Linked DNA regions of Homo sapiens: regions 1 and 2 are each linked to region 3. The links are chromatin contacts, found by Hi-C or POLR2A ChIA-PET in ENCODE. All regions are on one chromosome and are shown on one strand. Each heading gives the region's core, a stretch centred on a gene start or an enhancer-like site at or near the end of the contact. The rest is flanking DNA. Distances are from core to core; before and after follow the strand shown. Region 1 overlaps LOC107984215 (a long non-coding RNA gene). Region 2 overlaps SPAG6 (sperm associated antigen 6). Region 3 overlaps PIP4K2A (phosphatidylinositol-5-phosphate 4-kinase type 2 alpha).

Region 1 (4,139 bases), core at 189-2,688, 380 kb before region 3:
GCTAAAATGAGGGACCCAGACAGTCTGACTTCAGAGACTGCACTTAAGTTACTTAACAGAAATTAATGTCAGTTAAGTGACAGAACTAGAACTTGAATGTAGATCCTCTGTCTCCAAATCCTATTGAATCCTCTATATCACTGTTCTTAAATTTTTTGGTCTCAGACCCCTTTATTCTCTAAATATTGAAGATTCTAAAGAATATCATTTCTGCAGTTTTTGTGTGTTGCTATTTACAGCACTATAAATTAAAGCAAAGTAATTTAAATATTTATTAATTCATTTGAAACAATAATAATAAACCCACTCCATGTAAACATAAACAACATCTTTATGAAAACATTGTCGGCCAGGCACAGTGACTCACGCCTATAATCCCGGCATTTTGGGAGGCCTAGGTGGGTGGATCACGAGGTCAGGAGTTCCAGACCAGCCTGGCTAACACGGTGAAACCCTGTCTCTACTAAAAATACAAAATTTAGCCGGGCATGGTGGCGGGCGCCTGTAATCCCAGCTACTCGGCAGGCTGAGGCAGGAGAATCGCATGAACCGGGGAGACGGAGGTTGCAGTGAGCCGAGATCACACCACCGCACACTAGCCTGGGCGACAGAGCAAGACTCTATCTCAAAAAAAAAAAAAAAAAAGAAAAAGATAAAGAAAACATTAACAAGAGAAAAAATGTTTTCATTTTCTGCTACATGTCAGTGTAATAATATTTGATACAGAAAACTTAATATAGAAAGGCACAAAGATAAAAACAAAATCACCTGAAATGCCACCACCTAAGAGGGAACGTCTGTGAATTTTGTTTTATATATTGTCCCAGCTTCCTGGGAAGATTATGAATTCCAGACATCGTGCCTTCCAGACACTGAAATAGTAACCTTAAATTGTGGCAATTTAAAAGTGCCTGTAAAATCATCGTAGGAAATCTTAAGGCTGCACCAGGACCTGAAGAGGGTCTCGGTGACCCTCGGCCACATATTTCTAGACATCACTGGAGAGCACAGAGCTCAGAGCCCATTCTAGTTTATTAATAGTATAAAGCATACACCAAAGGCAAATGATCTAGCTACATAAATTTTGTTTCCTGCCCCAGGAGCCAAAGCTAAGCCCTTCACTGCTTTATGCTAAATGTGCATTAAATTGCAGAGGGCAATTGGTGTTTCTCAGCGCTCCAAGTTTGCACCTGCCTGTTTGATACCAGGAGAGGGTGTGGCCATTTCCTCTTGAACTTTGGGTTAGAGAGAGCTGGGTATGAGGGGTGGGGTTCAGGGAAGGTGAGCGAAAGCCCACTCAGGGGTCATCAGCTGCCTGGTGGTAATTCCTGGCCAATCATTTCTCATTCTGTATCTCCCTGCGGCAGAACAGCTCTGAGCCTCCCAGGACACCACGTGATGCCTGCGTTTCATTCCATGCCAAGTTCCACATGCCAGAGAGCTGTCGTAGAACTTTGGCAGGGAGAAGTGTCTGGGCCAGTGGCCTGTGGCAGTTACTGCTCCTGGCTCTCACATCCTTTGTAGAGTTTGTAGGGAATCTAGAACTTACTGTGTCCCCTAGAGAGGGGGTCACCAGACTGACAGAAGCCTGGGGTTAGAACAGAGAAACCGGAGAGCACACAGAATTTATGGACAGAGGCAAATGGCTGGGACTATGATACCAACATCGTATTTCCTTCCTCCTTGAAGGAAGGCCAGATGCCAGCAGTTCTCTCTCACTGGTCTCTTCGTGGGGCCTGGTAGTCTACAGACCCCTAGTCACCAGATGCCATCTTGGGGAGAAATTGGGTAGGAGGCCATGCAGGGAAGGAGGAAGTCTGCCACGTCAGTTATTTATCTGAAAGAGATTATCCAGAAAGAAATAGCAACTGATAAGCAGCAAGCCGAAATTTTTCCTTTCCTTTGCTGGATATGGTGGTGAATACTCAAGAAATTTCAACCAGACCGGGCATGGTGGCTCACACTTGCAATCCCAGCACTTTGGGAGGCTGAGGCAGGTGGATCACTTGAGGTCAGGAGTTCAAGACCAGCCTACGCAACATGGTGAAACCCCGTCTCTACTAAAAAACAAACAAACAAAAACAAAAACAAAAAATTAGCCAGATGTGGTGGTGTGCACCTGTAATCCCAGCTACTCAGGAGGCTGAGGTAGGAGAATTGCTTGAACCTGGGAGGCAGAGGTTGCAGTGAGCAAGATTGCACCACTGCACTCCAGCCTGTGTGACACAGCAAGATCCTACCCCCCCAAAAAAAGTTCCACCCAATTCCAGAGAATGGTTTGTTCTTTCTTAGAAACTCATTTCTTTTAATGTTGTTTTCTCTACATGGTGACAAATGCAAGGTTTTAGTTTACAAAGACAGCATAACGTGTCCTACCCCATCTAAGACCTCACCATACAAACACCTGCTCTCTGCAACCAGTGGAAAGATCTTCCTTCAGCTGTTGGCTGTCAGCAACTTTTTGCAGACTGGTTGAAGTTGGACAGGAATGGTAGTTAGGGCCCGTGTGGTATTATCCATATGCCATATAATCAAAATTATGTTTTCACGCAGGCAGAACAAAAGCAGGATTCCAAGTAGGTCTCAGATCAGTTCCAGATCCTCATGCCAATGTCTTATATCCAGTTCCCCAGCCTCGTTTTACATTTCAGCAAAAGACTGTCTTGCAAACGCAGCGGCGCTTATATGGCCAGTGTCATCTGAGAATGCAGTGGGGTGATTTGTGGTGGGAGAGCTGTGTTAACCGGGCCCGAACTGCTATCCAATATCCCAAACATAAACCTCTTCCTGCGCGGTTGAGAAAGAAGCCAAGGCTTTTGGAAAGTTCACCTTTCATGTGCTGAAGCCTTCCAATTTCTTGGTTGCAGCTGGACATGCTCTCAGAGCAGATCAGACACTCTGGGAAAGAAAAGGGGTACCCCATTGTCCAGCCCGGATCGGGGTAGCGACAGCAGAACCTTCCAGGGACAGCCCACCTGTCTCGCCTGGCCCCGGGGCTCGGCTGAGGATGGCAGGATCCCTGGACTGATTAGCTTCTCCAGAAATAGCTTCATCCAAGAAAACGACCTTTCATCCAACAAAATGACCTTTCGACTTCTATATATTTTATCCTCCCAGCCAAGCATCCTCTCATGAGTATTTATTAAACACCTACCATGCGGCAGACATTGTGCTTGGACACACTTGCCAATTGTTTCCTCGGAACTTGTTTTCCAGGCAAAAGGAGGTGTTGATGGATTAGCTATAAGCCTTAGCTCTCTCCGAAGCGTTTCTTGACTTACGATTGGGTCTTGTAGGAAAATGCTTCATTTTAGTGACTCTTAAACCGATGCCCAGTGTTTATTTCTGATGGACAGAGATCGTGTGATTCGTGCCAGATAAAGATGGGAGCTGAGGGGATTTGCGAGAATTGTAGGTTCTACTTTTGATGTTTTTCCGCAGTAGGTGGGAAGGAGGAGTCTCCCCAAATGAGAAAGAAGTAAGACAGGAGGGGGTCCTGCAGCCTTTGCTTCCTGGGAGGCGCTTGGATGACTCACAGCAGGGAGTACGGAGCAGCCGCTGGCCGCCGCAGCCCTGGTTACTGCTGCAAATTTATCTCCCCAACTACGGCCTCTCCATCTGTTCTAATTACAAATGCAAAAAATAGCTAATTTGCAATGGCATCATAAAGAGGAAAATCTAAGTGATTTAAGAGCTGCTCTGTGTTACGTGGAGCGTGTTTTACACACTCCAGTCAGAGAGAAACTGCTTGCTCCCTGTGTTGAGAGAGTCCCCTCTTCTTGGCCAGTTTCTGATTTGCCCTGACTGTGGGAGAATTATTATAAAAAGTCACAAAGGGCAAGGAGCTGGTCCTGAGAATGGGACACACCCTACTCTGCTTCTGACAAAAGAGGCGGTCACTGTAGTTACAACTCAAGGCCAATAATCTGCCTTGATCTCTAGATTATTTCAACTTCTTGGCAAAATATGTAATGTGGACACAGTACCATGAGTCTAACTATAATACAAGTTATTTTCTTTTTTAGCCAGGCACGGTGACTCACACCTGTAATCCCAGTGCTTTGAGAGGCCGAGGGGTGGGGATTATGTGGGGCCAGGAGTTCAAAAACAGCCTGGGTAACATAGGAAGACCCCATCTC
Region 2 (3,889 bases), core at 907-3,406, 300 kb after region 3:
CACACCCCTCTGTGGGCCTGCTACGGCCTGAACCACCCCATTTTACAACCATAGGCTTAAATCTTACACCCTCTAAAACAGCCTGTGGGGGGCTTTCTGGGTATGGAAAGGTGATGTTCTTTCTACTTTTAATTTTTGAAGTCATGTTTGGGGTCACAGAGGAAGAACCACTATTGTGGTTACGTAAGAAAATTCAGAGAATTCTAAGAAATTAATAAAAACCTAAAAATTGACTCTTAAGAAAGGATTACTCTAAACATATGATACTCGAATAATCTTTCAGCTCATAGTGGAGATGTGAGACAGAAGAATTTGAGCAAACAAGTGATCATGAGGACTCATAAAAAGAATTCAAAATGAAGAGGTTCTCCAAAAAGAAAAAAGAAAAAAATATGTATCCAGCACACTAATTAAAAAAAACTCCTCTGGAACTTAATCTCTTTAAACTTTATTGCTTTTTAATTTTTTTTCAAACACTGCTTTTAACTATCTCTAAGCCCTACCAAAGTTATATTTTGTTTCATTAAAAAATACAACAAAGTTATAAATTAATCATTTCTTTGCAGTTAGGTGGCCCTATTTATCAGTTTGAAGATGGGCTGGTTTTTGCCATAAAAATATACAGCTGTATCACTTCAAAAGCTTTTTGAAATAAAGCAGGTCTAAAAAAAAAAATCTACATTTTGCCTGGGTACAGTGGCTCATGCCTGTAATCCTAGCACTTTGGGAGCCTGAGGCAGGCAGATTGCTTGAAGCCAGGAGTTCAAAACCAGCTTGGACAACAGGGCAAAACCCCGTCTCTACAAAAAACAAAAAAAACACAAAAATTAGCCAGGCATGGTGGCAAGCACCTGTAGCTACTCGGGAGGCTGAGGTGGGAGGACCCCTTGAACCCAGGAGGCAGAAGTTTCTGTGAGCCAAGATCACGTTGCTTCACTTCAGCCTGGGCAAAAGAGCAAGACCCTGTCTCAAAACAAACAAACAAACAAACAAACAAAACCTACATTTAAAATTGGCTGCCACTTATATGATATTAATGTTATGTTAATAATAATTCCTCATCCCATTCAACCAAATTTTTCATGATTGGGTGAAATTATAATAACAAATATGTTGCTGCAATTACCAAAGCTGGTTACTTACTGGTAACTCCAGCATGATTTTGGTAATAGCACTTCCAAAGTAAAAGAAATCTGTTGGCCAGGCGCAGTGCCTCACTCCGGTAGTCCCAGCACTTTGGGAGGCCAAGGTGGGAGGACTGCTTGCATCCAGGGGTTCAAGACCAGCATGGGAAACAGAGAGAGACCCTGTCTCCAAAAAAAATCAAAACTTAGCTGGACATGGTGGCACGTGCCTGTAGTCTCAGCTACTCGGGAGGCTGAAGTGGGAGGATTGCTTGAGCCCAGGAGGTCAAGGCTACAGTGAGGTGTGATCATGCCACTGTACTCAGCCTAGGCAACAGAGCAACACCCTGTCTCAAAGAAAAATCTCTTTAGGTTTTGGTCTAACCCAGCTGTTTACAACTGGTTTAGTTATCTACTGCTATGTAACATCACACCAAATTTAGCAGCTTAAAACAGCAAACATTTATTATCTCATAGTTTCTGTAGGTCAAGAATCTAGGAGTGGCTTACCTGCCAGGTTCAGGCTCAAGACCTATCACTAGGCTACAATCAAGAAGTCAACTGGGGCTGTAGTCAATTGAGGATATGTGTCCAGGCACACTCGTGGGAGGGTTAAAGGGAATCTTTAGTTCTGTGCCCTATGGGCCTCTACATAGGCTGCTCATGATGAGGCTTCCTCCAAAGTGAGTGATTCAAAAGAGAGGACCCAAGTGATTCAAAAGAGAAGACTCAAGATTATAAAAGACATTTCAGTCTTTTATAATCTAAGCCTGGACGTGGCATAGCATTGCCTCTGCTATAGTGCATTGGTGCAACGGGGGAGGGGACTACACAAGGATGTGAATAAGAGGAGGCAGGCATCATGGAGGCTGCTACCACAAAAAGCTTTGTTCTACACCAACACATCTGCAAGACAACATCCCTCCATAGGCAACAGTGACTCACTAGAGCTATCATTCTCAGCTGAGAGATTGACATCTCCAATTGCAGGTGGAAGTGAGAAAAGCATAAAGGGGGAATTTGCATATTACTATGTAAAAGTCTCGAGTGATTTTTATTTCTCACACACACACAAATGTCATTTTTCCTACTCTCATCATTTCTATCTTTCTTGCCTCCACCCAATCGTCAGAGCCATTAGTTTAACCCTAACACATGGGTTGAGTGTTTGAGAGCTTAAGGGTTAACATACATACATACATTTGCTTTAAAGGCGAAATAATTCTGGCTCCTTTAAAAAGTCAAGTGAGTCAAATAAGCCATTGATCTGGAGTTAACAGGGCTTTAGTAAGAAATTACAATCAGCTGGGAGGGAAGGCAGCTCTCACAGGACTCAAGTAAAAAGCAGCTTCAAAACATGGTAAGAAAAAGTCAAGAAGTGGAGACCAGACAAAAGGAAAGTGAGAAAAAAAACAAAACAAAAACACTTGGTTATAGCCTTGAACAACAATAGGCTGAGGAAATTTGAAGTCATTTTAGCTCCCATCCCCACCACTAATTTAGCATTAGACCTTTAACAGCTGAGACCAAGCTGAATCGAGTAACGCAAAACTACAGAGAGGGTCTGGAGTGTCCCGGTAAAGAAGAAAATAGCTAAAATAAATGGAATTACATCTTTACAAAGTAATGCTTTTTGAATCTAGAAGTTGTTTCATTTGTTTTCCACCTGCTTTATATAGCATTTGCAACCATAGTTGTGGTTTCACTCTACCTATAACTTTGCATTTTGCTTAAAAAAAAAAAAAAAAAACCTGCCCAGACTTCACCACTATGCAATGTATGCATGTAAGAAATCTGTACTCATGGCCAGACGCACTGGCTCACGCCTGTAATCCCAGAACTTAGGGAGGCCGAAGTGGGCAGATCACCTAAGGTCAGGAGTTCAAGACTAACCTGGCCAACATAGTGAAACCCCGTCTCTACTAAAAATACAAAAATTAGCCAGGCGTGGTGGCATGCACCTGCAATCCCAGCTACTCGAGAGGCTGAGGTGGGTGAATCGTTTGAACCCAGGAGGCGGAGGTTGCAGAGAGCTGAGATTGCACCGCTGCACTCCAGTCTGGGTGACAGAGTCAGACTCTGTCTCAAAAAGAAAAAAAAAAAAAAAAAAAAGAAAAGAAAAGAAAAAAAGATCTGTACTTGTACCCCGTAAATACATAACAATTTTTTAATTAATATACAAAAATAATTTTTAAAATAAATAATAGAAACAGTTTTAAAAACCATGGAAAATGCATGTTATTATTCAAACTTCAAAGGTATTCACTCCTTGCTCCAGCCCAGTGCTAGGTAAGAAGTCCCTGTCTTCAAGGAGCACAATCTGATGGAGAAGGCTAGACAGCAAAAGGCCACAGGTACCCTGATGGGATTCTCTAGAACAGGTAAAGGAGAGAAAACAGAAAGAGGAAATAAAAATAAAACATTGGGAGGGTAATATGTAGATGTCATGTTTTTATAAACGTGGTCCCTGGTCAGCAGTGCTTGCTGTGACTCCCCTGAGTGGTTCTCACACCCTCATGGGTTTCCACTGGCTACTTTTATTCCTGAGGATTCAGCTAACCCAACATTTTTAACAGTTGCCTAATATCCCACTGAGCAAATATGCCATCATTTACTTAACCAGTTTCCCACTTGAGGACATTTAATTAATTTTTGGTTTGGTTTGGTTTGGTTGTTTGCTATTATACAGTATAATGAACCTCTTTTGCATTCAGATTACATATTAGTTATCTATTGTCATGTAACACACAATCCCAAACTGAGCA
Region 3 (4,097 bases), core at 1,272-3,771:
ATAAGGACCCACCAAAGCACAACTTCAGATGACTTGGCAGGGCGGTGACATGCTGGGAAGCAACAGTCATGGGCTGTGCATTTTCACAGAAGTGTTCAAGGAACTCCAGGGTAATTTACAAATGGCCACTTTGCCATATGCCTGAGACACTGGAAAGATTTTTAGTGGGTGGCATCCTATAGACCAGGGATTGTTTTGATGCCAGGGAGCTCGAGCTGATACTGGACATTGGAAGGTGTGTCAGGTTTTCTGATAGACAAATTATGTTTCACTAATAGAATGTTTTGTTTGAGGTAGGGAATATTTTTAAGAGGACAAGGAAAGCCAATAGGTATATTTTTAAAAATTATGAACATATATGTATAAGAAACAGTATAATGAAACAAGCGCATTACAAAGAATAATGATAAAACACATTGTGTGTTAGCTTTTGGCAGAAGGAATATAAGCTTAAAAGTTTTTTAAACAACTTTCTTTGGCAAAAGAAGTAGAGGCAGTGGCAATCAAAGAAAAAATAAGGGATTCAGACAAAGCGTACCTAGTATTAACTGTTAGTACCACAGATACTAATGCTGGTTTTTAATTAAAACGACCCAATCAGTAATGTCTTTGAGATTGCCTAAATTTACATTTTGCTCTCAAGTATTTTTAAGTCATAAAACAGCAAGCCAGTGGGGAAAATAAACTGAAAGATGGTTTGCCACAGGCCTGAAACTGTGAGTGGGGAAGTTGGCATACTAAATTGTAATACAGACAGATGTGAGGTAATGCATTTAAGGGGGGGAAAAAGACTACATTCTACACACAAAGTAATGGGCTCCAGGCTTCTTGTGAGTATTTCAGATAGGAATCATTCAGTTTCTAATGGGTATTTGGCCGATGTGGTGCTTATTGTAGCCAGGAACGTTCCGGGCAAGGAAGCGCTGGGCGATTCCAGGAGAGATATAAAGAAAATATTTCAAGATCTGACACACTTTGAATTGTGTGTGTGTGTGTGTGTGTGTGTGTGTGTGTGTGTGTGAACTGCTTGGTAGGAAAGCTACAAGAGAGACTGGGAAAGGCTAAGGGAGGGGCGACTGAAAGAGGTACCAAACCATGAGAAGAAATTACAGTCAGGAGGGACGCTGCAGTCTGGAAAGATGAAGCTGTGATTAAAAACCATGATAAACACGTGCTCAACAGACTTCTTTATCAAACCCTGCAGAAGGGAACAGAAGAAAGCAGTTGCTGCTTGAGGGGGAAAGTTAATGGAAGAAGAAAATAACTTGTTTTCGACAGTTGACAAAGCAGTTTCACCTTTGTCATCTCACCTGACCTGTACCCAGCACTGAGGAGAAGGCTGGGGACAAGTCATTATTCACATTTGACAGATGAGCAAACAGATCAGAGTAAGTGACTCGGCTAAGTCCACACTGTCAGCTCTGCGGTCAGGATCAAACCTGGCTCTGACTCAGGTCCCCTTGCACTTGGCCCACCTCTGAGTTGCGAAAACTTGGGGTCTGTACCACAGCATGGAAGACTTAGGATCACTGTGAAAAACTGTGACTTAAGATCACAGTGAAAAACGGCAAATGCAAATACTGTTAAAGCCTTGACTCGGTGGTATGAGCAGAACTCATAAGAGTTGAGTCAGAGAGCAGTCCAGGTGTCTTCAGCTCAGATAGCTGCCCTTGCTAGAGAGGCTGCTGGTTGAACAGTAATTTATCAGCTTGATCCAACATAAAGTTTCTTCATTTTTATTTATACTGTACTGTCGTGTCAGCTGTTTTTGTTGTTGTTGTTGTTGTTGTTGTTTTTCTTTTTCTTTTCTTTTTGGCTTCAGAAATGGCCTCAGCTACGCAAAAATAAAGAAGGATCTGAAAGATCAGTCTTGTTGTAAAGAAGACAGCAGGTGACATGGTAGATGACCGCACATTGTTCATTCCCAAGGTCATGGGTAGTGCCAGGATTTTCAGACGCAAATGATGCATATGTAAAGATGACTGGACCATCTGTGTCTCTTCAGATCCTGTTGCAATTACCAAGTGTTCCCAGCAAGGGTTAATGTGGTGTGTGAACCTGACTAACCTCAGGTTCTAGTTCTCCCTCCCTGAGTAGAGAGTCTAGGAGCCAAGTTCAGACTGGCTCAGTCTGGAGGAATTCACAAGTGAGGCAGGTTTAATGGAAGAACAGATACTCTGAGGTTTTGGAGGGCCTGTGATGTGCTTGTCAGCGGGTTCCTGCTTCTGCCACCCCCACCACGGAGCACCAACCATGTGGTTTGTTCTTTGTGTACTTTGTTAGCTAAACTCTCAAGTGTCAAGTTGATGGCACTTTTTTTTTAGGTTCATGGACACTGTTACTGTCCAATAATTTGTAAGTCAGCAATGCTTTGTTTTATCAGTAAAATAAAACACTATATTAGGAATAGCATGATCAGAACAGGGTGGTTTCCTAATTTTTAGATTGCTGGCCTTTTCTAGAAAATAAAGGCAAGGTGTGCATACTTGAGGTTTGAGGGCTACCATTGCCTCCTGGCAGAGGAAATGAGTAGGCCTGATAGTTGCTAGGTTAAAAAGAAACAGTAGTTGAAATACTGAGAAAAGTTTAATGAAAAGTAACTTTGGCTCTTAAGTAGAACAGTTTGAGGACAGTGAAAAATTCAGTAGCTAAGGGTTGTGTGCTCTCTACACAGGGATGGTGTGTGGATTTGTGGATAAGGTATGCAACAGAGTACTCCTCTTTGAGCATTTTTATATCTTGAATTAACTATAGCACAGGAGTTGGCAGACTATGGCTTGTGGGCCAGATCTGGCCCGCTGCTTGTTTTTGTGTGGCCACGAACTAAGGATAGTTTTTACGTATGTACAAAAAAAAAAATGGTTTTCTAAAAAAGTATTTCATAATGTGAAAATTCTATGAAATTCAAATTTCAGTGTCTGTAGATAAGTTTGATTGGAACAGAGCCACACTCATTTGTTTGCCAGTTTGTAGCTGCTCAAACAGCAGAGGTGAGTCATTGTGACAGAGACTGTGTGGCCCGCAGAGCCTAGAATTATTTACTGTCTAACCCTTGCAGGGAAAGTTAGTCAGTTTCTGCTACAGTAAAATATTGCTGGTAGCTGAAATTAGGAGTTTTCACCTCTTTTCCTGCGTTTTATTTTTTAATTTTAATTTAATTTTATTTATTTTATTTTTTTTTAGAAATAGGGTCTTGCTCTGTCACACAGGCTAGAGTACAGTGGCGCCATCATGGCTCAATGCAGCCTCTACCCCCCAGGCTCAAGGCATCCTCCTACCTCAGCCTCTTGAGTATGTGGGACCACAGGTGCATGCCACCACACCTGGCTAATTTTTAAAATTTTTTGAAGAGACAAGGTCTCACTGTGTTGCCAAGGCTGGTCTCAAACTCTGAAACTTAAACAGTCCTCCTGCCTGGGCCTCTCAAGGTGATGGGATTACAGGCATGAGCCACTGTGTCTGGCTGAGAAGCCAGGTCTTGAGAAGCCAGGTGGCTCAGAAGGCCTAGCTGACAGTGTAGGGGAGACAGAGGTCCCCTCCAACCTCCCTTTAGCTCTTAGTGGGCTCTTCAGCTGGATCTAGAAGTCAGGTTGACATCAGGCAGATTAATAGGAGAAAGGAATACAAATTTTCTTAGTGTTACTTGCACCTGGGAATCTTTAAAAGAGTGAAATCCAAAGGAATTGGCCAAAGCAAGACACTTTTATGCTGAGAACGATACATTTGAGAAGAAATGACAAGAAAAAATCTGGGGCAGTACATTTCTAGGGGAGTCACTGGGAGGATACATGGGGAGTATAAAACAGGTAGAAGATAAGGGCTACTTCCAGAAATTTCCTTATTCAGGTTAGTTGCATCTTCCAAACCCTAGTCTCTGGGATAAGGGCTATTTTCTCGCCTGAATAGGTGAGGGGCCCCTCCCAAAGGAATCTTTGTGGCTTGCTACATGCAGGAAGACCCAGGTCACCTGGCTTGTTGGGGTCAAGTTGGAATCTACAACTTTTTCAGTGTTTTCAGCTCACACTAATCAATATAAAAATCCGGCATATTTTGGGATGGCATGTCCTTCACTCTTTGAACAACATCACCAAGACCTC

Evidence for each region. Hi-C counts contacts between places; a loop is a spot of excess contacts on that map. ChIA-PET counts read pairs that join two places held with the same protein, here RNA polymerase II (POLR2A). Pooled maps may share reads with other maps.
Region 1: a map of PC-9 shows a loop between it and region 3 (3-fold over the local background). The contact joins two enhancer-like sites. A Hi-C loop is called at or near these places in 1 of 168 maps with a recorded cell type or tissue (PC-9), 1 of 37 single-sample maps with no recorded cell type and 2 of 50 pooled maps.
Region 2: a loop to region 3 is called in a map with no recorded cell type, with 16 times the contacts of the local background. The contact joins two enhancer-like sites. A Hi-C loop is called at or near these places in 1 of 37 single-sample maps with no recorded cell type and 6 of 50 pooled maps. POLR2A ChIA-PET finds 5 or more read pairs at or near these places in 1 of 52 experiments (OCI-LY7).

The regions. Positions count from the first base shown.
Region 1 is chr10:23,062,995-23,067,133 of GRCh38, reverse strand. The region is part of intron 2 of LOC107984215 (a long non-coding RNA gene); the gene reads left to right. Among named protein-coding and RNA genes, the nearest start is that of MSRB2, 31 kb to the left of the region's middle. Within about 2 kb of position 1,438, at least 9 of the 41 ENCODE cell types and tissues checked have a DNase peak (open chromatin) inside an H3K27ac peak, as active enhancers do.
Region 2 is chr10:22,377,403-22,381,291 of GRCh38, reverse strand. All of the region lies in intron 4 of SPAG6 (sperm associated antigen 6), which reads right to left. Among named protein-coding and RNA genes, the nearest start is that of SPAG6, 34 kb to the right of the region's middle. RefSeq lists an enhancer at 2,203-2,432. Within about 2 kb of position 2,156, at least 2 of the 41 ENCODE cell types and tissues checked have a DNase peak (open chromatin) inside an H3K27ac peak, as active enhancers do.
Region 3 is chr10:22,680,760-22,684,856 of GRCh38, reverse strand. All of the region lies in intron 1 of PIP4K2A (phosphatidylinositol-5-phosphate 4-kinase type 2 alpha), which reads left to right. Among named protein-coding and RNA genes, the nearest start is that of PIP4K2A, 32 kb to the left of the region's middle. RefSeq lists enhancers at 804-873, 1,414-1,633, 2,374-2,493. Within about 2 kb of position 2,521, at least 19 of the 41 ENCODE cell types and tissues checked have a DNase peak (open chromatin) inside an H3K27ac peak, as active enhancers do.